3 separate regions of the Homo sapiens genome follow, and all the other regions are linked to region 2. The links are chromatin loops, found by intact Hi-C in ENCODE. Cell type or tissue: PC-9. All regions are shown on one strand.

What was found. Hi-C counts contacts between places; a loop is a spot of excess contacts. Peaks named below come from ENCODE experiments on the same cell type or tissue, not always from the same donor. Only the 100,000 strongest peaks of a DNase experiment are listed, where the experiment ranks them.
Region 1: a loop joins it to region 2, with 13 times the contacts of the local background. A loop is called at or near these places in 93 of 110 quality-filtered maps.
Region 3: a loop joins it to region 2, with 5 times the contacts of the local background. A loop is called at or near these places in 4 of 110 quality-filtered maps.

What each region holds. Positions count from the first base shown.
Region 1 is chr20:33,859,355-33,867,354 of GRCh38, reverse strand. No RefSeq gene overlaps it. Among named protein-coding and RNA genes, the nearest start is that of CHMP4B, 52 kb to the right of the region's middle. RefSeq lists an enhancer at 4,056-4,135 and silencers at 4,420-4,583, 4,586-4,635. In PC-9, a CTCF peak has its summit at 4,560 (motif pointing left); no DNase peak of the experiment used is centred here; H3K27ac peaks cover 1,527 bases.
Region 2 is chr20:34,065,178-34,073,177 of GRCh38, reverse strand. RALY (RALY heterogeneous nuclear ribonucleoprotein) reads right to left here. Exons shown (of 10, transcript NM_016732.3): 3 at 848-1,112. The coding sequence starts at 1,103. Among named protein-coding and RNA genes, the nearest start is that of MIR4755, 20 kb to the right of the region's middle. In PC-9, CTCF peaks have their summits at 2,958 and 3,159 (motif pointing right); DNase peaks (open chromatin) are centred at 3,147 and 3,747; H3K27ac peaks cover 939 bases.
Region 3 is chr20:33,728,822-33,736,821 of GRCh38, reverse strand. It overlaps ZNF341 (zinc finger protein 341), which reads right to left and starts at 4,826. Exons shown (of 15, transcript NM_001282933.2): 1 at 4,770-4,826. The coding sequence starts at 4,800. LOC124904890 (a long non-coding RNA gene) reads left to right here and starts at 4,839. Exons shown (of 2, transcript XR_007067569.1): 1 at 4,839-5,176; 2 at 7,661-7,885. RefSeq lists enhancers at 2,716-2,795, 2,754-3,457, 5,126-5,185, 5,196-5,255 and a silencer at 4,306-5,015. In PC-9, a CTCF peak has its summit at 4,927 (motif pointing right); DNase peaks (open chromatin) are centred at 2,851, 3,841, 4,351, 4,801 and 1 weaker place; H3K4me3 peaks cover 3,021 bases; H3K27ac peaks cover 4,911 bases.

The DNA of each region.
Region 1 (8,000 bases), 210 kb after region 2:
CCAGGCAAGTGCACACAAGGCCACACCTGCATCCACACACAAAGAAGAATTGCACACACATGCACACAAACACGCATGTGCACACGCATGCACCAGGACATCTCTAGGCCCTCTTACACTCATGTGTACACACAGAGGCACATGTGTGTACACACAGAGAGCAGACCCAATAAAGGGTATGCACACGCATAGGCAGGCAAACTCCCACATGTAGGTGCACGGTCACATACGCTCAGGCACAAAGACATACGTGTCTGCACAGACACGGGCATACCCCTGTGCACAAAGCCACCCGAGCCTGTGCCCTCCCAGGGAACTGCGATCCCACCTCACAAAGCTCTGCCAGTTCTAAACCAGCAACTTGTAACTAAATAAATATGATAAACAACTCCCCTCCAGATGGCTCCGCACACACCCCCACTCCTCTTGCTTAGAGGGATGGCACATTCTATGCCAATAAATCCTCCTGTTTGAAAACATTTGCCTTCTTAATTGGCCCGTTTATGGGTAAAATATGTTTCTGGGTAGTGCTCTGCCAGAATGGGATGCAGAGATGCAGGGCTGGCGGTGTGTGCTGCCGCCCTGCCCTGGAGGGGTCCGGCTTGGCCCACCCCCAGAGACAAGGCCCAAAGCTGGGGGGAAGGGGTCTCAGCATGGCCAGGGCAAGCTCTTCCGTGATCTTTTCCTCCCTGTGCCTCCATGTCTCTTTCTTAGGGTTCACATTTGTTGAGCTTACTGTATGCGGCACTCTCCAAGGTCCTTAGAGGAATCCGCTGGCCCTCACTTGCCTTTCTCTGGTAGGGAGCCTGTGAGGTGAGGCTGACTGTCATAGCTCCCAAAGATATGTCAACATCCAAATCCCTGGAAGCTGTGAATATGACCTTATTTAGGAAAAGAGTCTTTGCAGATATAATTAAGTTAGGGATCTTAAGATGGTATCATCCTGGATTACCCTAGTGGGCCCTAAATCCAATGGCAAATGTCCTTATAAGAGGCAGGAGAAGACACACAGAGGAGACCTGAAGACAGAGCAGAGATCAGAGGCCACAAGCCCAGAAAGGCCAGGGATCGCTGCATCTTTTCCAGAGAAGGCAGGGCAGGGCTCTCCCCCGGAGCGTCTGCAGGAGCGTGGCCCTTCTGACACCTTGATACGAGACTGCTTGTGAGCGAATGTGTGTCTTGTTTTCAGCCACTGAGTTCATGGTCATTTGTCACAGCAACCCCAGGAGACTGATCCACCCCCTCGCGTATGGGAGGTGCCCTGACCGCACACAGCCAGGCTCAAATCCATCCTCTGCTGCCTCACGGGCTCTGCAGGAGACCCATGCTGGAGGTGGGGAAACTGAGGTCCAGAGAGGGTCTAGGCACCAGCCGGTGGCCAGGCAAGGACTAGAACGCAGCACCTTGGCCCTCCTCATGCGGCACCCACCCTTGGAGTTTTTACATCAGGAGCAGGGAGGGGAGGATGCCCAGCCCAGGACAGCCCCAAGCAGAGGGTCCCCTCAGGGTCCAACTCTGAGATGCACTGAGGAAGGACAGGAAAGAGACCTCCTTGGGGATTCCATTTTCTTTCATTCTAAGATGGGCCCAAGGTGGGTAAAGCGTGAGGACCCCTCATAGCCACCCCAGCGAGTGTTCAGATGTGCCGTGTGCCAAGACAACCTCTCCTTCACCTGCCCCCACCCGGGCAGGTGGGTACTGACATCTCTGCTTCCCTTGCTCAGGCAGGAGAGTGAGGCTGGTGAGACCCCCACATAGCTGGGTCACCAGACTGGTCAGCGACAGAGCCGGGATTCTAGCTCAGGCCCCTCTGCTTCCAATGCCACCTGCTATGCTGCCTCCCAGGTAAGAGCCAGGAGCGCGTCCCAGGGTCAGAGGATGCAGCCAGGCCACCAGAAGCAGCATGAGGTCCTGGTTCCTCTTTCTCCCCTCATCCATAAAGTACTGGTCTCTAGCTCGGCTGCCCATTGTGGGCCAGGGTGGGTCAGAAGTTTGAATCATCCGCTGTGTGGCCTTGGTCAAGTCCTCTCCCTCTGTGAGCCTCCATTTTCTCATCTGTACAATGGGGAATATGATAACAGCCATTCCTAAGAGTTGTCGTGAGGACCCATGGAAATAAAACCCAGGTAGCCCTTGGCAACATGCTGGCACCCAGCAGGCGCTCAATAAATGCTGGTGGGTGTTCAAGCGAGGTTAGAGCTCAGTGAGAGGGAGCACCTCGCCCCTGGCCACGGAAGGTCATTTGACCAAAGTGGAGGGGAGTGGGGGAGCCTGGCTGTGCTGGGGGCGGGGGGCACTGCAGCCCTGCCCCTGTGCTCACCATCAGCACCCCTCCCCAAAGGACACCAAATCCTCTGCCCATGGCTCAGCCCAGCCGCTGTTCTCAGAGCCAAGCGATGGCCGAGTGATCCGCAGGTACAGGGAGAAGGGGAGACAGGAGCATAATCCACATGTACAACCAACGTGACAGCTAAAGTTCTCAGTCCGGCTAATACGAACAGAAACCAGATCGTCAATGTCAGCCAGGAGGGGTCGGCTAAGGTTAAATGCAGGAAGAACAAAGGAAAGTGGCAATGTTGGTGCCGCCAAACCAGGTTCTGCAGAGGCAGTGACTGCATGGCCTCCGGAGTCAGGCGTCTGGTCCCTCCCATTGCAGGCAAAGCAGCGGCCCTTTTCTGTTTCATGTCGTGGGCTTCCCTGTAAGATCTCATTTGATGAAATGAGTCTGTTGCCAGAAAACATTTGGAACAGCCCTATCCTGATCCAATTGTCCTTTTCATCAATTAATTCATTTTGTTCAATTTAGCACATCCTGAGTATCTACTAAGTGCAGGCCTGCAGCGGTACTGAGCACAGGACTACACTGCTGATGGTATAAAGGGAGAGATCATACAAGGAAATGTAGTTTCTACAGGGAAGAGAGCCAGGCAGGAACACATGTGTGCGGAGCTATAAGGATATGTAACTGGGGAGCCCAGTGTCTCAGAACCAGGCCAGGCAGAGGAGCCTTGCCCTTGCTCTCAAGGACAAGCGGCAGGTGTAGGAGTGACAAGATCCAGCCCAGAGCAACCCCTGGTTGCTGAGTGGAGAATGGTTTGTAGGAGGCCAGGGAGACAGCAGGAAGGCCAGTGAGGAGGTCCTGGCAGGCAAGCCATCCTGGTGGCCTGGAACAGAGCCAGGGCAGGTTTCATGGGTGTGCAACCTGAGCAACCACACAGGGCCCTCACTCAGAAGGGCCACACACTTGGTTTAACAGTCTATTGTTGCTGTCTTGAAGTTCTGAATAATTTTTGAAAAAGGGGCCCTGTATCTTCACTTTGCACTGGGCCCCTCAGTGATGTAGCCCATCCTGACCAAAGCAAAGCCGGGATCTTTCTGAAACAAGCAGAGTCCTAAACAGACCTTCTCACTGTTGTGCTGGAGGCGGCTTCTACCAGGTCCGGGACGCTGTGGTTCAATTTCTTTTCTCCACATATTCCAGGGACCACAGGAATGGCTGAATGTTAAGAAATGTTTTGTCATGTTGGTAGCTTGAAGCTGGCCACGGTAAGAGAATTTACATGGAAATCAGCAAAGATTACAAATCAGGGTCTTTTTTTCTGAAGTCATTTCTTCATCAGCGCTTCCCCAAGTGCATCCAAGGTCCTCCTTGGCAGTATGACAAAAACATGGCTTCTGGGCACCCCTCCCCAGGCCTTGCTGGGCACTGGACAAGGTGAGGCTCAACTCCATGAGATCCCCTCAGCCCCCTGAGGCCACACTGGGCCCACAAACCTCACAGAAGGAGGAGGCAGAGAAAATTGGTGGAGTGGGGTTGGAAAAGGAAATTTGCCTAAGGTATGGGGGTGGGGAGCTCACCAGGGAAGTAGAGGGCAGTGGTTTAGGGTCTGTGCTCTTGGAGAACCAGCTCCAGGGCAACAAGTGAAGTCCCCAGCCTGGGACCCACTCCCACCCTCCCACGAGCGGGTTGCCTTCCCGCTAAGCCAGATGCAGGGCTGGGGGTGGGGGACACACAGGTATCCATGTCCACAGAGCTGTCCTGCTTTGCTGGACTCCTGGGGGCAGCAGAGGGACCTGGAACAGGAAGACCGCCTAGAAGATGAGCTAGCAGCCCACAACTGCAGCTCCCCACCCCCGCACGGCAGAGTGGGCCTCCATACATAGTGACTATTGCTGTGATTGTTGTTACAATGGCCCCACCTCCTGGCTGGCTTGGCCCCCTTCTCCTACACCCTAGACTCGCGGCCTCCAGACTCTGGCAGGAGCTAGGACACAGCCCTCTCCCTATCCATGGGGGTGTCCCTGTGGGCAGGCGGGGGACGAAGGAGTGAGGGGGTCAGTAGGGGGAGTGGGAAGCATGGAGAGAGGGGAAAGCAAGGGAGGGCAAGGGAGCAGCGCCCGATGCTAAGCAGACACCCCTCCCCGCCCCACTCCACCGCCTCCTCTAGGCCCCTCCCTGCGCCAGGCGCAGACCACCCGGGAGGAGCCCACGGTCTCCCCGTGGTTCGACGGGAGCGGGGCCCCACAGCCTGGGACATGGCGCCACCTGCAGGCCCCTGGGCGCGCTGCCGCGTCGGCCCCTCAAACCCGGGAGGAGGGATGGGGAGGACCCACACGCTCTAGGGACCCCCGCACAGCGTTTCCCAAAAGATATTCGGCGGAACCCACACCCTGGTCAGGTAGTTTGGGAGATGTCCCTTGGAGATTCCCAATGTACATTTGCCCCTGAAGTCTGGCTTGAGTGAACGCTTCCATTCCTTAAATAAACACAAGCCAGCCGGGCGCGGTGGCTCGGGCCTGTAATCCCAGCACTTTGGGAGGCCGAGGTGAGCGGATCACGACGTCAGGAGATCGAGATCGAGACCGAGGCCATCCTGGCTAACACGGTGAAACCCCGTCTCTACTAAAAAAATACAAAAAATTAGCCGGGCGTGGTGGCGGGCGCCTGTGGTCCCAGCTACTCGGGAGGCTGAGGCGGGAGAATGGAATGAACCCGGGAGGCGGAGCTTGCAGTGAGCAGAGATCGCGCCACTGCACTCCAGCCTGGGCGACAGAGCGAGACTCCGTCTCAAAAAAAATTAAAAAAATAAAAAAATCCTTAAACTCTTTAGGAATACAGAAAGAAAACATTGAAATTTTTTATTATAATTATTTCTATCCTAGGCTTTTAAAACTTCAAGGAGTTGTGTATTATTACACAATATATTAGTACAGTGGTACATTTATATAATTTATTAATAAATAAATATGGTATATACTCACAAATATTCTTTTGATAGGGGTTCAGAGACCAGATGAGTTCATTCAATACCTGGCATATACTAAATGCTCTGTGTTAGCTATCATAGCAGACTTTAGCTCCCAAAGACAGCCCCAGTAATATCTCCTGTCCCCCAAGCTCTTTTAGAACTAGCCATGTCCCCATCAAGAGGTGGAGCCTAATTCCTCTCCCTTAGAATCCCGGGTGGGTTTGCAACTCACTGATAACCAGTAAAATGCAGTGAAGTGATTCTGCATGACTTCTAAGTCTAGGTCACAAAAGATGACGCACCTTCCCCCTTGCTAGCTGGGACAATCACTTTTAGAGCCCTGAGCTCTGGCTACACTGAAGTCTCCACGCCATAAGAAGCCCAAGTCACATGGAGAGGTCTCAGGTTCCTGCTGACAGCCCCAGGGCACGTCCCAGTCAACAACCAGCATCAACTACCACACGTAGCACACCACTGACTGGAGAGGTCCCCAGATAATTCCAGCCTCCAGCCATGGAGGTCATTTCAGTCTTCAGGTCTCCCAGGTGCGGTCCCGGTTATCACGGAGCAGAGGCAAATCATTCCACTGGCCCTTTCCAAATTTCTGACCACAGAATCTGTGAGCTTAATAACATAGTTGCGCCGAGTGTGGGTGCTCACGCCTGTAATCCCAACACTTTGGGAGGCCGAGGCAGGCAGATCACCTGAAATCAGGAGTTTAAGACCAGCCTGGTCAACATGACAAAACTCCGTCTCTACTTAAAATACAAAAATTAGCCCGGTGTGGTGGCACGCACCTGTAATCCCAGCTACTCTGGAGGCTGAGGCATGAGAATCACTTGAACCCAGGAGGCGGAGGTTGCAGTGAGCTGAGATTGTGCCATTGCACTCCAGCCTGGGAGACAAAGTGAAACTCTATCTCAGAAAATAAAATAAAATAAAATAAAATAAAATAAAATAGTTGCTTTTCACAACTAAGTTTCAGGGGCGGGTTTCTTGCAGCAATGGAGAAGCGAAACAGCAATGAGTATGTACCCTGATGTCTGTCCACGCTTTGTATGAGGGAACCAAGTGTCCCTACATAGGCGCCCAAGCTGAGGAGGGAGATAAGGAATTTTCCTACCAAACAAGGAGCTTTGTGAGAGCGGGCATAGAAGTACTCAAAAAATTCTTTGGGTATTTATTTTGTTCACTTGTTTTGTTTTGTTTTTCTGAGACAAGGTCTTGCTCTGTCACCCAGGCTGGAGTGCAGTGCCATGATCCTGCCGCACTGCAGCCTCAACCTCCTGGGCTCAAGCAACCCTCCTGCCTCAGCCTCCTGAGTAGCCAGGACCACAAGCACGACCACCACACTTGGCTAATTTTTTATTTCTTGTAGAGACAGGATTTTGCTATGTTGCCTAAGATGGTCTCGAACTCTTGGGCCCAAGCCATCCTCCTAGCTCAGCCTTCCAAAGTGCTGGGATTACAGGCGTGACCCACCAGGCCCAACCAAAATACATTTGTTTGGCTGGGCACAGTGGCTCACGCTGTAATCCCAGCACTTTGGAAGGCCAAGGTGGGTGGATCACCTGAGGTCAGGAGTTTGAGACCAGCCTGGCCAACATGGTGAAACCCCCATCTCTACTAAAACTACAAAAAAAATTTAGCTGGGCGTGGTGGTGCACACCTGTAATCCCAGCTACTTGGGAGGCTGAGGCAGGAGAATCACTTGAACCCGGGAGGCGGAGGTTGTAGTGAGCCAAGATTGCGCCACTGCACTCCAGCCTGGGCAACAGAGCGAGACTCCATCTCAAAAAAAAAAAGAAAATTGTTGAATGAATGGCTTTCATAGAATAAGTAATTCATTTGCTTCTTTACTTTGTCAGACAATCAGTGAGATTGTCTGGGTGAAAACAGACAGGTCCTCAGGGTGGGAAGGGAGACCCAGCCCCAGAGGGGATCCCCTCATCAGCCCCTTGTGGAAAAGACAGGAGCCCCAACTCTTCTGCATGGCTGACCCTGCCGCTCCATTCCAGGTGACCCTGGGTGATCCCAGGTCCTGTTGCCTGTGGCCTTTTCACTGTCAGTAGGAAGTGGCCATGGGAGAGAGCTGGCCTCTAAAATCCCAGGGTTTGGTCACATTCAGGGTCAACACCTTCTAAGGGAGTCAGGGATGCATCTCTGTGACCCGGCTCCTCCCCCACCACAGCAGCAGGGAAGGCCTGGGGAGGAGGTATGTGTGTGACTGGATTCTTGTGACTCCACAACTGTGGCTTTGGACAAATCACTTTATCTCTCTGAGCCTGGGCTTTCTCTGCTGCAAAATGGGGTAACGAATGGTTCTGCCCTGAAATAGTTCTTGTGTGGGTTCAGTGAGAAGGTACAGATTGTCTGTTCTTCGTGTATGTTCCCTAAATGTTTCTACTCTGAAGGGGGATCCTTCTCCTCTGCTTCTCCCTCAGAGCTACTCTGCGGGAATTTGGACCAGTTTAGCCAGTGCCTCATGGAAATCTAGCCTGGGATTGGTGCAGAGTCTCAGCTGCAAGACCCAAAGTCTTGCGTGTCTAACCCAGCTCCACCTGGCTCCTCTGCGGTCTGGGCAAGGCCAGCATACAGCTGAGCAGGAAGGAAGGAAGCAGTTTCTGAGACGGGGTGCCCAGGCCAGACCGGAAGAGACATGGATGGGGAGACAGGGGAGCTGGGTTCATGAATTTGCTCTGCTGGTACTTGGCTGTGACACTTGGAAGCACCTTGGCGCCTCGGCCTCCT
Region 2 (8,000 bases):
TCCAGGTAAGAAACTCACACACAGGTAACGTGTATTCTCAAGTACACTCAGTATAGACAACTACCCACATGCAAATGAGCCAATGCACATTCACATGGATGTTCTACCAAACACCTTCATGCCTAGAATAGTCCTTACTACATGAAAAGGTCTCAATAAATACCTGGTAAATGAATATATGTATATCTGCTGACACATTCAAATATGTTCTCTCTCTCACACACACACACACACACACACACACACACTACATCTATACATACAAGGGTTGTGTCCACATATCTCCACATGTTCAGTCAATCCATATACTTCTTGTTCAGGAAAAAACACATACAGATACCCCTTTTCAAACATACACATATACACAGGAGTAAATGCACATGCATGAACACTGTACATACTTCAAGAGAGACCACTAGCATAGTCATATCACATGGACATGACACCAAAACCAAGCGTATTCACACTGTCCTTGTGCTCTCAGGCCCTCCTGCTCGCTCTCAGAAAGGGTTCTAACCTAAGTCATCTGTACCCGGTGTAACAGGCTGTTCTAGGCCACTCTGTTCTCTTTCTCTGGAGAATCTGCATTTTAACTGGAACTGTAAAGCCTGTCACTAAGAAGCTCTGAGAAAGCAGAGACAGGTCAGAAGTGTTTTCCAGAGGCTTCTAAAATTCTTCCCTATAGGGATTAATTTTATAACTATTTAAAACTTAAACATAGCTTATAAATTTATAAAATCTCAGAGCAGTGGTAGCGGTGAGAGAAAGAGAGAAGGGGGTTGAGAACTGGATAGTGATAGCAGCTATTCTAGAGAATACTAGGAGAATATAGTGAAGAGAGGCTTACCCAGGGTCTGCCCGGCCAGCACCCGCCCATTCTCTCCCAGCACAGCTGCCCGGGCATGGCGCTCATTGGAGTACTGAACAAAGGCATAGCCCTTGTGCACAGAACAGCCGGCCACACGGCCATACTTAGAGAAGATGGTCTCCACATCTGATTTCTTCACCAGAGCTGTGTTGAGGTTTCCAATGAAGACTCGAGAGTTGATGGACTTGGGGTCATTCTTGTTGGTTACATTGCTTGCCTGAAGCTTCAAGGACATGGTGCCCACCTGAAGAAAAAGAGCCTCGGTGAAGCTGGGTCCCTGGGCTGGGCTCAAGGACTGCCCACGGCCCATATCCTGGATAAATGAATTGCCTCTTACCTTCCTTAACCCTTATAGCATCCAGCCTACCTGTTCCTGCATCTTGTTTTCTTGTCATATTACCAAGAGTTGCCACATATTGGCTGCTGACCTCATGCCAGGTGCTTTACATACATTCCCTCATTTGTTACTCACATGATATGCAGAACCACAACATTTTACAAGGGAGAAATCTCACATTCAGAGAGACCACAATGTTAGTGAATGGCAGGGCTGGGATCTGACCCCCTGATCTGCTTGACTCTAATTCTTTTGAGTCTACTCCTTTAATGCTCATCTCAAATGTTATCCCATTCAGGATCTAAATTTGAAGATCTTCAATGTAGAACCATGGTCACATGGTATTTGCAAGTGATGTTTACTCTAGACCACCACCATATGATGAAAATTGCAGGGGCCGGGCATGGTGGCTCACAACTGTAATCCCAGCACTTTGGAGGCCGAGACGGGTGCATCACCTAAGGTCAGGAGTTCGAAACCAGCCTGGCCAACATGGCGAAACCCCGTCTCTACTAAAAATACAAAAAATTAGCCAGGCGTGGTGGCGGGTACCTGTAATCCCAGCTACTCGGGAGGCTGAGGCAGGAAAATTGCTTGAACCCAGGAGGTGGAGGTTGCAGTAAGCCACTGCACTCCAGCCTGGGCGACAGAGCCAGACTCTGTCTAAAAAAAAAAAAGAAAAGAAAAGAAAACTGCTTAGTCTGATCCAGACACAGACCTGTCTGAATTGCTACCAACCATTTTGAAAAGGGTATGCTAGCTAAGCCCGATAATGGTTTGAATTTGTGTCCCCGCCCAAATCTCATGTCTAATTGTAATCCCCAGTGCTGGAGGTGGGGCCTGGTGGGAGGTGACTGGATCATGGTGACTGAAATCATGCATTTCCCCCTTGGTGCTGCTCTCATGATAGTGAGTGACTGCTCGTGAGATCTGGTGTTTAGACGTGTGTAGCACCTCCCACTGTCTCTTTTCCTCCTGCCCTGGCCATATGAAGACGTGTCTACTTCCCCGTCGCCTTCCACTATGATTGTAAATTTCCTGAGGCCTCCCAAGAAGCAGAAGCCTGTACGGCCTGCAGAACTGTGAACCAATTAAACTTTTCATTATAAATTACCCAGTCTCAGGTATTTCTTTATAACAGTGCAAGAATGGACTAACACAAAGCCTCACCAGGCACTCGCTGTGGCTAAGGGTGGTATACAATACTGAATAATCCCAAGATCCCACAAGTTAATGTCATGATTACTCATATTTTACCAGAAACTGATTGACAAGTTCATTAACTTACTAGTAATGAGCATTCGAACACAGGTCAGTCTGTCACTAAAGTCTATTTCTTTCAACTTTATCATTTTGCTTCCCAGAGCTAAAGCCAATTTAGATACCACAGAAAGTCAGCACATTCACCTGAGAATTATTTTTAATAAATTTATTTTTTAGTTACCCATATTAATACTAACTCGTTCAAATTTTGTTCTGTTTGGCTTAGAGATGAGACTGCACCTACCCTTTGCTCTCTATATTCTGGCCAGGTCTTTTACCCCAAAGGGCTGTACAAATTTTTCCCGTACAGTTTACGGCTGGGCATAGGCTCCAAGAGGAAAGGGGAAAGGAGAGAAGCTCAATTTCAGTAGGAAAAGCCTCAAGTTAAGCCTTGGCAGTTCCCGGCCCAGTCTTCTGCTCATTGGTACAGGTTGATGCCACTCCCTTTTGGAACCCTCCTATCTCAGTAACCTAACCTTAAGGCCATTTCAGGTGATAAAAGACTCCAAATAGCATATATAAAAACTTTCATCAGTCTGCCAACCTATTTACCTAATATTTTGGGGGGACTTCTTTTCAGTGAACTGGAAAAGATACATCTGTATCTCTTATCCCACTAGGGGATAAGAGACTCTTTTTCTCTTAAATCCTCCCAGCCTGGAAGCTGGCACGTTCTGACCAGCAGGTGGTACTGTTTACAAGGGAATCATAGGCTGGACGTGAGCCCAACTTGGGAAGAAACTGCTCCCAGGGTTAGGCTTAAAGTGAACCCAATGGATATACTAGAGTCAGCAGTGCATTATCTCAGATAAAGGAAAGGGGCTGAGAGGGTCCCATCACTGCTACTGATGAAGGGGCTGGTGCCAGCTTTGGAACTGACTTGGAAAGAGACAGACTCTTGTTACTCAGTTTGCCTTTGGTTCCACTCATCTACACTTATCAGGCAGTGAGGGACACAAAGGTAGTAACACACTGTGCATACGAGGCAGGAAATGCTCAATACATGTTTTTCCCATGGGCTTGCCATTCCTCACAGTTCTCGCTGACAGTCCCTCTCCTACATGGATGACAAGCCATTCAAGGGTTAATTCCTTGTCTATCCACGGGTATACAAGAAGTTAATAGGGCCCCTGTGTGGGCATCAGATGATTCTCTCCTAGGTGGTTCAGCTCAAAGTGCTATAGTTTTGGCCTAGGGAGAAGCCACCTGCTTTGGCTAGAGGGAGTCAACCAAGCCTGGGGTGTGGATAGAGATACAAAGAGTGACCTCTACTGGGAGCCACAAGCACCACTGAGCAGGAAGCATTTGCTGAACAGCTGTTCGTGGTATTGTGACGAGATCAGGACTCACCTTGACTGGTGAGCCAAGTTTTTAAGGTTTGGCCCTGCCAGTCTTTTCTCTCATTCCTTGGGGTTTGGAATGATGTACATAAAAGGACTTTGCAAACCCTAAAGCCCTTCACAAGATCTTGTAATTACACTGGCTTGCACCTCTTTATTCCAATACTGCCATCTGCGAACCCCATTCTAGATGAGGGTAAAGGTCACAGTGGAACACATTCTGTATAATGCCAAGGAGGGGCAGCCAGAAGCCATGGCATATGAAGATCAGTTTTCTGATCTGTAGAGGAGAGACTTGGGAAGTGTATGTATGTGGTTGCAAATGCTGCTCTGGGTGAGAAATCTGCAGTTAAAAGGAGAAATGCTCACCTATGGCATGCGCTAGGTACCCAACCTCTTGAGCTCCTCGTCTAAACAGCCCCCTATCCACTTTCATGCCCTGTACACTCCTTTGGAAAGTGGGATGTGCTACAGTTGTGTGGACTCCCTCAGCCCAAGGAGACAGGTATCTGTGGGGGTGTGCAAAGGCTTGAGTGACCACACACATGTTGATGAGGCTCCTCTAAGTGAGGGATAGAGGTGGGAAAGGGAATGAAAAGGAGGTAGAGCCAGGCTAGGTCTCCCTGAACTGCCAGGTTCAAGTACAGAATCCTAATGAGTCCAAGAATTCTAAATTAAGACATGGTATTCCAGGTTGTTGGGAACATCACAATTTATTAGCTTCATTCAGAACCTTCAAATGTTTAAACATATGGTACATGGGTCTCTATTTGTACTCTTATTACTCTGCCCTGCAAATGTTATAGGGCAGGCCTGACAAAACTCGGGGCACAGTAAGTGTTCAATCAATGTTAGGGAGGGAGTGGTTAAACATATGTCCCAGGAGGTGGTCAGAAGGTCTAGCTGTGGGCTGCCTTAAGTGGTTAGGACCACTAGGGCAGAGGTCCCAGATACCATTTTCTAATCTTTCAACCAAACACCCACTTCCACAGACCAACTCAATCCCTCCCACCCAATTCTTCCTATGCTTTTCAAGGTACCCCCTAGCTTAGAGTGGCAGCCCTAGAAAATATTGACATCCATTCAGCAGGAGCTACTTCACTTGGTAAGCTATTTCCTGCCCTGGGCCAAGCTCTGCCTCACAGATTAGCTGTGTAATTGAGAGCAAGGTGTCTGCAGCCCCCAGGGGTCCTAGGTTTAGCAATGAGCTGAGGAGAGGTGGGTAGAAGGATTGTTCTTGGTGGCTGGGGGAAAGGAGAGAAGCAAATTTATTCCTAGAGACTTCTGCAATGTCAGATGAGCAGAGACCTGTGTGCACATGGAGCTTATAAATGCTCTTACTCGGAAGAACAGAAGAGAAGTTTTACCCACAGTAAAAACTTGGCCAGGATGCTACAGCTAGTGAGTAGCAGAGACAAGATTACCCCATGGGTCTTCTGACGCTAAGTCTAGGGTCCTTATATTCCATTTTTCATTTGGGGCTGGTAAGAGACAGGCCCCCAGGACACTGAGGAGCTGGGAGAGAGCACAGTGTCTCAAAAAAAAAAAAAAAAGAAAAAAGAAAAAAGCTACGTTTGAGAAAACTGGGGACTGGCTCCCCAATAAGTGCCTTCACCTTTACCTGCAGGAGAAACAATTGCTGCATAAAAGCTGGGCCTTTTAAGCTAATTAAAATCCACTAGTGAAACAGGCTTTGAAATGCAATTTACGGCTCAAAGGGATGGGCCTGCTTCTCCAGGCTAGTAAGAGTAGAAGAAATGTGGCAAAAACAAATTCAACAAAAAACAAGCCTGAACATGGAGAAAAGTGGCAGGGGTTTGCAAAGGTAGAAAAGCCCTAAAAGGTACCTCTGATCTTTGGGTAAATGAGACACCCAGAGAGCCGTCACAGTAACAACAGCCACTGGCTGGGCACAGTGGCTCACGCCCATAATCCCAGCACTTTGGGAGGCCAAGGCAGGTGGATCACTTGAGGTTAGGAGTTCAGGACCAGCCTAGCTAACATGGTGAAACCCCGTCTCTACTTTAAAAAAAAAAAAATTAGCCGGGCATGGTGGCAGATGTCTGTAATCCCAGCTACTTGGGAGGCTGAGGCAGGAGAACTGTTTGATCACCGCCACTGCACTCCAGCCTAGGCGACAGAGCGAGACTTTCCGTCAAAAAAAGAAAAAAAGAAAAGGACGGCCACTAATTACTGAATGCTGCACAGTATTACAGTATTTAACCCTCACAACAGCCCTGTGAGGAGGTGTTTGACATAGGGAAACTGAGATAGGTTCAGAGAAGCAAGGTAACTGGTTAATAGAGCAAAGCCAGAACTGGAATCAGGACCTCAAAAACAGGCACCTGCAGGGGCAAGATTGCACATGGCACAGGGATGCCTTGGGTTCTGACTTCCCTGGCAAGATTATGTTACCTTGAGTCAGCCACACACGCTCTCCTTGGTCCTCACCCTTTCCCTTTTCTACTACAATTCCTCACAGTTGTACAGAATTTTAGTGAACAAAGCCAGTTTATATCTCTTATGGTATGAATGTGCCTCCTCCACCAAATCTGTGTGTTGAAACCTAATCCCTAATGTGATGGTATTAGGAAGTGGGGCTTTGGGAGTGATGAGGTCCCAAAGGGAAGGGAAAGACCTCAAGAATGAGTTTAATACCTTTAAAAAAAAAAAGAGCCCCAGGCCAGGAAGTGGCTCACGCAAGTAATCCCAGCACTTTGGGAAGCCAAGATGGGAGGATCCTTTGAGGCCTGGAGTTGGAGACCAGCCTAGGCTACATCATGAGACCCCATCTCTACAAAATAAACAAATAAGAGGCCCAGAGAGCTACTTTGTGTCTTCTATCATGTGCGAACACAGTGAAAAGATGGTTGTCCATGAAACTGTAAGAGGGCTCTCACCAGACATCTGTTGCCCAGGCTGGAGTACAATGGCACGATCTTGGCTCACTGCAACCTCCGCTTCCCGGGTTCAAGCAATTCTTCTGCCTCAGCCTCCTGAGTAGCTGGTACTACAGGTGCCCGCCACCACAGCCAGCTAATTTTTGTATTTTTAGTAGAGACGGGGTTTCACCATGCTAGTCAGGCTGGTCTCGAACTCCTGATCCACCCTCCTTTGCTTCCCAAACTGCTGGGATTACAGGCATAAGCCACTGCACCCATCCCGCCCCATTTTATAAATGAAAAAAAAAAAAAAAAAAAGAGGATCAGCAAAGATAAGTGACTTACTTAAGGTCAACCAGCTGGTGAGGGGAGTGTAGCTAGGGGTCCTGAATCAAGGCTTCTTACTCGACACTCTCCATTCCACTGTCTCAATGGCTGTCTTAACACTCTAAAACTCTGCCATGTCACCCCTCATGTGCTCCAAATCCTATCAGATCAAGTCTAGTCTCAGGCACTCAGAGAACTCTGTAAATCCTCCCCAGCACTAAATCTCTTCCTCCTGAAATACTCATTTCAAGGGAGGAGCTGCTGCTTTAGGTCTTGATGCCCCCAATGCTATTTATAGTCTCTGTCTTGGTTCAGTCCTGCTGGACCCCTCTGGCCTTATTCTCCTGCATGGGGATGAGGGTCACAGCAGCCTGTGGCCAGCTCTCTGCCCTTAGATAACCCTGGGGACATCCGGGTGGTTCAGAAGGAAAACAGCTACTAGTGATGGGAAGACTATTTCTGGAGAAAGTCAAGCAATTAGACTCATCAGTGTCCAGGGCCTCCTTGGTCCAGAGGCTCCTGCTTTTACCAGGCGGCCAGGGATGACAGAACATCTATTAATCTCATTAAACTGGCCAAGCCCTGGTTCATTAGCAGTGCCCAAATGATTGTTACTGGCCAGACAGGACTAATTTCCCAAGGAATGCTCTTTAGTTCCTGACCATTCCCACTCTCATGAGTCAGCTCCCTGCATGTCAAACAGCAAAAGCTCCTGGATGGGTGAAGTGTAAGCAGTGCAGGCTACAGGTCCAGAAGGCTTGGCCTTGGCTCTGCTGTTCTTAGTCATGTGACCTGCAACAAGTCATTTAACTTCCCTAGGCCTTCTTGTCTTTAATCCGAAAACAGAAATAATCTCTTCCCTGATTACCTTTCAGGTCTGATACAAGAATCAAATAGGCTAATTGATGTGAAAGCGCTCTGTTGCATCTGTAATGTACTATCAAAGAATATGGATTATGCCAATTTCTATTATTACCCACTTC
Region 3 (8,000 bases), 340 kb after region 2:
TGAACAAGCTTCAGTGAATCTTCTACCATTTTATGCAAAATTGTGAGTGTTTTAGCATTTGTGTGCAAATCTGTATACAAATGTTCATAGCACTTTTAGGTATAACAGTAAAAAATTTAGCCTGGGCAACATGGTGAAACCCGTCCCTACTAAAAATAGAAAAAATTAGCTGGGTGTGGAGGCACGCACCTGTAGTCCCAGCTACTCGGGAGGCTGAGGCAGGAGAATCGCTTGAACTTGGGATGTGGAGGTTGCAGTGAGCCAAGATCATGCCACTGCACTCCAGCCTGGGCAACAGTGAACACTTTGAGATGGAATCTCCCCATGTTGCCCAGGTGAAAACCTGGTGGTCTTTCAATAGCTTTACAAAGACAGTTTAGTTTTGGGGAAGGGCTATTATCATTTAAACTGTAAATTAAATTTCTGCCGAAGTTAGCTTGGCCCAAGCCCGGGGATGACTAAGGGCAGTTTGGAGGTTAAAGGCAAGGTAGGGATTGGTTAGGTCAGGCGTCTTTCTCTGTCATGATTTTCTCACTGTTACAATTTTTGCAGAGGCAGTTTCAGAATGGTGGGGGGCTTAAGCCCCACTAGAGTGGGGGAGGAGGGCCAGAAGGTAGTAGAGGAGATAGAGGGTGTAGGAAATGGTTCAGAAGAACATCTGAACTGTTTCCAGTTTTTACTTTTTTTTTTTTTTGAGACAGGGTCTAAAAAAAAAAATAGTAAAAACTGGAAACAGTTCAGATGTTCTTCAGTGAGTGGTTAAATGGTGAAATAGCCATACTATGGAATACTACTAAGCAATAAAAAGGAACAAACTATTGCTATACACAACAACTTGGATGAATCACTAGGGAATTATGACGGGTGAAAAAAGCCCATCTCAATGGTATACACTTTATGATTTCATTTATATAGTATTCTTGAAATCACAAAATTTTACAAATGGAGACAGATTAGTGGTTGCCAGGCATCAAGGATGGTGGGAGAAGGGGAGGATTTAGGGTGTGGCTATAAAAGGGCAACTCCTTGGAGTGATGCCCCTGTTCTGTATGTTGACTGGTGGTAACACACTGTAGTTGTGCAAAATGTTACACCAGGGGAAATGGGGTCAAGGACACGTGGGATCTCTCTTTATCATTTCCCACAACTGCATGTGAATCTACAGAAAAAGTGATTTCAAAATAAAAAAATTTAAACAAATGCAGGGTGGGTACAGTGCCTCATGCCTGTAATCCTAACACTTTGGGAAGTCAATGCAGGAGGACTGCTTGATGCTAGGAGTTCAAGATCAACCTGGGCAACATAGCAAGACCTCATCTCTAGAAAATTTAAAAAATTGGCTGGGTGTCCTGGCACGCACCTGGGAGGCTGAGGTGGGAGGATCACTTGAGCCCAGGAGTTTGAGGCTGCAGTGAGCTATGAATGCACTACTGCACTCCAGCTTTGGAGACAGAGTGAGATCCTGTCTCTACAAATAAAAATAAAAAAGGCTGGCTGGACACAGTGCCTCACGCCTGCAATCCCATCACTTTGGAGGCCAAGGCGGGCAGATCACTTGAGGTCAAGAGTTCGAGACTAGCCTGGCCAACATGGTGAAACCCCGTCTCTACTAAAAAATACAAAATTAGTCAGGCGTGGTGGTAAGCGCCTGTAATCCCAGCTACTCAAGAGGCTGAGGCAGGAGAATCGCTTGAACCTGGGAGGCAGAGGTTGCAGTGAGCCAAGATCGCACCACCCCAGTCCAGCTTGGGTGACAGAGTGAGAGTGTCACAAAAAAATAAAAAATTAAGTTAAATTAAATTAAAAAGGCAGCCTGGGCCAGGCTCAGTGGCTCATGCCTGTAATCCCAGCACTTTGGGAGGCAGAGATGGGTGGATCACTTGAGGTCAGGAGTTTGAGACCAGCCTGGCCAACATGGTGAAACCCCCTTCTCTATTAAAAATACAAAAATTAGCCAGACGTGGTGGCATGTGCCTGTAGTCTCAGCTACTCGGGAGGCTGAGGTACAAGAATCACTTGAACCCAGGAGGTGGAGGCTGCATTGAGCCAAGATTGCACCACTGCACTTCAGCCTGGGAGACAGTGTGAGATGCTGTCTCAAAAACAAAAAAAAGGCAGCCTGTGTAAAACTGAACTTGAATTAAATGTCATCCTCCACCCCAAAGTTTGTTCTTCCAGTAATCCTCATCAAGGAGAACAGGGCACCAGGGCACCCTCTGGGGCGGCACCACTTGGGTCTTCCCTCAACCCACTGCTCCCCCTCCCCACTCCCCATTTCTGGTTCTTCTGCAAGTCTAGCCTATTCTGTCTCCCCAATACATCTCAAATAAACTGTCTTTCCATCCCCACAGTTGTTTACCAGCCCAGTTCTCTGCTGTACAACCTCAGCAGCCTCCACCCCGACCCCCCACTGCCACTCTGGCCCCCTCCAGTCTGTTCCAGAGCAGCTAGGGTGAACTTTATAAAACATACATCACATTGTGCTGCTCCCCTGCTGAAAACCTTTTGTTAGCTCCACACTGATCCCAAGATAAAGTTTAGCTGCTCCATCAAACCCCATCTCTAGCAGTTCACCCACACCCAGCTTCTGTGAATCCCAGGAGACCTTTCTCCCCAGGGCTTTGAAAATGCAGTTCCTGCTGCCTGGGCCATTCTCCTGCCCTCCTCCCCTAGATCTCCACAGTCCTGCTGCCCTTTCTTCACCCAACATGCATCCCACTGTCCTAGGAACTGATTTCTCTTTAACTGTCTTCATTACTCAATACACAAACACATTCTTGCAGTAAATATTCAAACAATGAGGAAGTCCAAACAGCCTAAAGAGAAAGTAAGCCTCACCCCATTCTATTGGCCTCTGGGAGGGAACTACCACTGACCTCGGCCTTCCTGATCCACCACCTCCTGCTTATGTTATTCACAGTAGGAATGGCCAGCTGAGGTCATCTTATTCTACATGACCTTTTCCATAATTCTATAATTTCTATAATTGCTTGTTTTATAATTTCTCTCCTCTACCAGACTGCAGGGCAGAAACTACAGGGAGTGTCTGTCTCAGTCAGTCTTTGAATCGGAACCCCACTAGATGGAGACAGGGCTACCCCGCCCCCCATTTCCTGGTGCGAATTGTGATCCTTCAAGAAGTGAAGGGAGTCCTGGAGCAGTCGCTCACGCCTGTAATCCCAGCACTTTGGGAGGCTGAGGCGGGCAGATCACTTGAGGCCAGGAGTTCAAGACCAATCTGGCCAACATGGTGAAACTCCGTCTCTATTAAAAATACAAAAAAATGGCCGGGCGCGGTGGCTCACGCCTGTAATCCCAGCACTTTGGGAGGCCAAGGCGGGCGGATCACGAGGTCACGAGATCGAGTCCATGCTCGCTAACACGGTGAAACCCCGTCTCTACTTAAAATACAAAAAAAAAAAAAAATTAGCCGGGCGTGGTGGCGGATGCCTGTAGTCTCAGCTGCTCTCGAGGCTGAGGCAGAAGAAGCAGAAGAATGGCGTGAACCCCGGGAAGCGGAGGTTGCAGTGAGCCGAGATCGCTCCACTGCACTCCAGCCTGGGCAACAGAGCAAGACTCTGTCTCAAAAAAAAAAAAAAAAAAGGAAATTAGCCGGGTGTGGTGGTGCACGCCTATAGTCCCAGCTACTCAGGAGGCGGAGGCACGAGAATCGCTCAAACCTGGGAGGGGGAGGTTGCAGTGAGCCGAGATCGCGCCACTGCACTCCAGCCTGGGCGACAGAGTGAGACTCCGTCTCAAAAAATTAAAAAGTGCAGGGAGTGGCTGAGATCTCCTAGGAAGCTGCAGGACTCAAAGCTTCAGCTTCATCCCGCCAGTCCAGTACTTCGAGTTTGCACCCTATCTGTATACTCATCTCATCCCACTCCTCCAAGACCATTCTTGGTCTGTATTTCCCACAATATCTATTCTGCGCCATGGCCCCGAGTCGCTAAGGCTGCCCTTCCTCCCCGACGCCCAGCAGATGCACACATGGAGGTGCTCAGTGTTTGCTGTCTCCAAAGCCCACAGTTTTGAGCCTGAGCACCAACCCCATCCCAGGTTCTTGCAGAGCACGGAACAGTCTGTCGGCACCCAGCGTTTGCTGGCCTGGGTCTGGGAACACCGCGTCCCGGCCGGGCACACCGCGCCAGCACCCACGGTGTCAGTTTAATTTGTAAAACTGCACCGGCCACGGTGCGCACTGCAGGCGCCAGGTGTTTGCTGGCTTGGGTCCCTAAGCTCTGAGTCCAGGCTGTGCACACAGGTGGCGCCTCTGCTGCTGTGGTCTGATTTTGAGACTACGTCCTAGCACGAGGCATACAGTCCGCTCCGCAGAAGTTCTTCGTGGTCAGGCCGCCGAGGCCCTCCTGCCCGCAGCTGCGACCGCACCCCCGTCCCGGGCCCCGCGCGCCGCCAAGCCGCCTCCCTGGCCGCGGCTGTTCCAGACCGCCCCGCCGTCGCCTCCCGCGCAGTTCCCTGCAGGGAGCCCCTCCCGCGCCCGCCCAAGGCCGCCCAGGCTGGCGCTGTTCCGGACCCGAGCCCCCTCCCCGCCGGCCTGGCTCTCCCCGGCTGTTCCGGCCCCGGAGCTCCCCCGCCGGGCCTCGGCTCCCGCGCTGTTCCCGCCCGCGCCCCTCCCGCCCCGCGGCTGTTCCAGCCCCGGCGCCCTCCGCCCCGCGGCCGCTGCGCGCCCTAGGCCGGGCGCTGCGAGGGCGCGGCGGGAGGGGGCGCAGCGCGGAACAGCCGCCTCCGCCGGCCCCGCCGCCGCTCACCCTCCAGGGCCTCAAAGATCGCCTGCGCCATCTTGGAGCCGCCGCCGTCGCCGCCACAGGAACCGAAGCCCGGCTACGCGAGCATTGTGGGAGCCGTGGCGGTTGAGTCGGGGCCGCCAGGGGGCGCCCAGGAGCCGCCGCCGAGCCCCCAGCCCTGGAAACCCAACCTAGGCTCGCGGGACCCCAGCATCTCTGGGCTGCCCTGGCTCCACTCGATAACCCAGTCACCGGGCCACCGAGTGTGGACCCCGCCTCACTTGAACGACCAAGTCTACACCGACCTTATATCCGCCGCACACGCGGAACTTCCCATCCCTATTATCTAAATCCGCATCCCCATCTCACCGGACCCGACCCCCCAGCTCTGACACAGAATCCCCCATTCCCACAGCACGTGAGTCCTCCAGGTCTGCTGCACGGACCCCATTTCCGCTGAGCACAGTATACCCCGACTCTGCAACAAACCATGACCCCTATCCCATCTCACCCAGACCACCCAACTGTCACAGGGATCTCCAGGCTGTACAACATAGATTCCCATCCCTCATCCCCTATTAGAGACTTCCCGCCCCTACTACCCTGCTCAACTCTGCCTGTTGGGAGCCCGCCTCAGCCTCCAGAGTAGCGGGGACTACCGGCACACGCCACCATGTCCTACTAATTTTTATTTTTATTTTTTTGTAGAGATCAGGGTCTCACTATTTTGTCCAGGCTGGTGTCAACTTCTGGCCTCCAGCGATCCTCACGTCTCGGCCTCCCAAAGCACTGGGATTACAGGCGTGGGTCTCCGTGCTGGGGATCCCATTATCTCTTAAGTAACTCCATCTCTTCACCCTCCATCCCTGCTTGTTGGGACCCCATTTCTGTCACATAAACCCCCAACACCCACCCCAGCCACTCCTAGCCCAGCCTCCGAGGGGTCCTATCCAGGTCTCACAGAATGAGAGGTGCTCCTCACTGGGACTTCCCCTACACACACAGACCCCTCTCATCTTCATTCATCCTCCATCAACTGCTTATTAACGGCCTGCTATGCACCAAGTCCCGTAATAGCTCTAGAGACATGGTGGTCCTTTCCCATGGAGTTAGAGGTGGGAAGAAAGACCGACATTAGGCCAGGCGCGGCGGCTCATGCCTGTAATCCCAGCACTTTGGGAGGCCGAGGCAGGCGGATCACGAGGTCAGGAGTTCGAGACCATCCTGGCCAACCTAGTGAAACCCCGTCTCTACTAAAAATATAAAAATTATCTGGGCATGGTGGCACGTGCCTGTAATCCCAGTTACTTGGGAGGCTGAGGCAGGAGAATTGCTTGAACCAGGGAGTCAGAGGTTGCAGTGAGCCGAGATCGTGCCACAGACTCCAGCCTAGCGACAGAGCAAGACTCTGTCTCAAAAAAAAAAAAAAAGACCGACATTAAATCTTAAAGGTTATTTAATTACAATGTGTATGCCGGCCACAGTGGTTCACACCTGTAATCCCAGCACTTTGGGAGGCTGAGGCTGGAGGATCATTTGTATCCAGGAGTTTGAGACCTGTCTGAGCAACATAGTGAGACCCCGTCTCAACAACAACAACAAAAGTAGCTGGGCATGGTGGTTTGCACTTGAGTACCAGCTACTCAGGAGGCTGAGGCAGGAGAATTGCTTAAGCCTAGGAAGTAGAGGCTGCAGTGGGCTATGATCTCACCACTGCACTCAAGCCTAGGCAACAGAGTGAGACCCTTTCTCAATAATCAATGTGTGATAGTGGTTTCAAAGTACCCTTGGGAAACAAGCAAGAGTTTAGGGAGTGCATAGAGGGGAGGGGGAAACTAAGGAAGGGGCTATTGTTAAAGAAAAAATTAGGCCGGGCACAGTGGCTCACGCCTGTAATCCCAGCACTTTGGGAGGCCAAGGTGGGCAGATCACCTGAAGTCGGGAGTTTGAGACCAGCCTGACCAACATGGAGAAACCCCGTCTCTACTTAAAAACAATAAATAAATAAAATTAGGTGGCCATGGTGGCACATGCCTATAATCCCAGCTACTCGGGAGGCTGAGGCAGGATAATTGCTTGAACCCGGGAGGCGAAGGTTGCGGTGAGCCGAGATCACGCCACTGCACTCCAGCCTGGACAACAAAAGCAAAACTCCATCTCAAATTTAAAAAAAAAAAGAAAAAGAAAAAATTATTTACCTGGGTGTGGTGGCTCCTCTGTAATCCCAGCACTTTGGGAGGCTGAGGTGGCGGGAGGATTGCTTGAGCCCAGAAATTGGAGACCAGCCCAGGTAACATAGTCAGACCAGCATCTCCACAAATGATTTTTAAAAATATTAGCCAGGTATGTGGCACATACCTATAATCCCAGCTACTAGGTAGGGATGCTGAGGTGAGAGGATTTCTTGAGCCAGAGAAGTCAAAGCTGCAGTGAGCCATGATCATGTCACTGCATGCCAGCCCGGGTGACAGAATGAGACCCTGTCTCAAAAAAAAAAAAAAAAAAAGAAAAAAAATTGTTCAATGATCTTTGCTAAAACACAAACACAATAAGGAAGGCTTTATTCAGAACTACTGCGATAGGTACCACTACAAAGGGGCCTTGCAGTGGGGGAGAGAGACTGGGCTCAACTCTGAATACAGCATAGGCAAGTGGGAATTTATAGCCGAGGAACATCATGGGGGCTGGGGGTAGGGAGGTCAGTTGATAGAAAATTACCAAGAGGAAACATCGGAGGTAAGGGGAATTCTGGCTAAACCGACCTAACAGGATTCTTGCTGAAGATGGGCTAGGGTAATCAACATCACCTAGGAGATGGTGACAGATGAGGAACCTGATCAGATATCTAGGATGATTAAATATTAAGGATGGGGGTTCCTGCTAAACTGACTTAAAGCATTCTTTGTGAAAACTAGATTTTACAAAGAAGTGCACAGGTGGGCCTAGCAGAAGATTCCAAAGTCTGACCAAGCAGTTACAGCAAGCAAAGAATCTTTGTCACCATCAATCATGAATCTCTCCCATGATCATGGCCACATCGTCATACAACGGGACAACCATGGATTGGACTCTAAATGTTCTCATTGGTTTTACTAAAATACCTATTTTAGCCTCAGCTAAATAAATAACAAATATCATAATTTTCATTTTCTTGTATTCACTATATAACTCCTACAATTAAAAATTATTTGTTTGCAGCTGGGCATGGTGGCGCACTGCTCTAAGCCTAGCACTTTGAGAGGCCAAGGCAGGAGG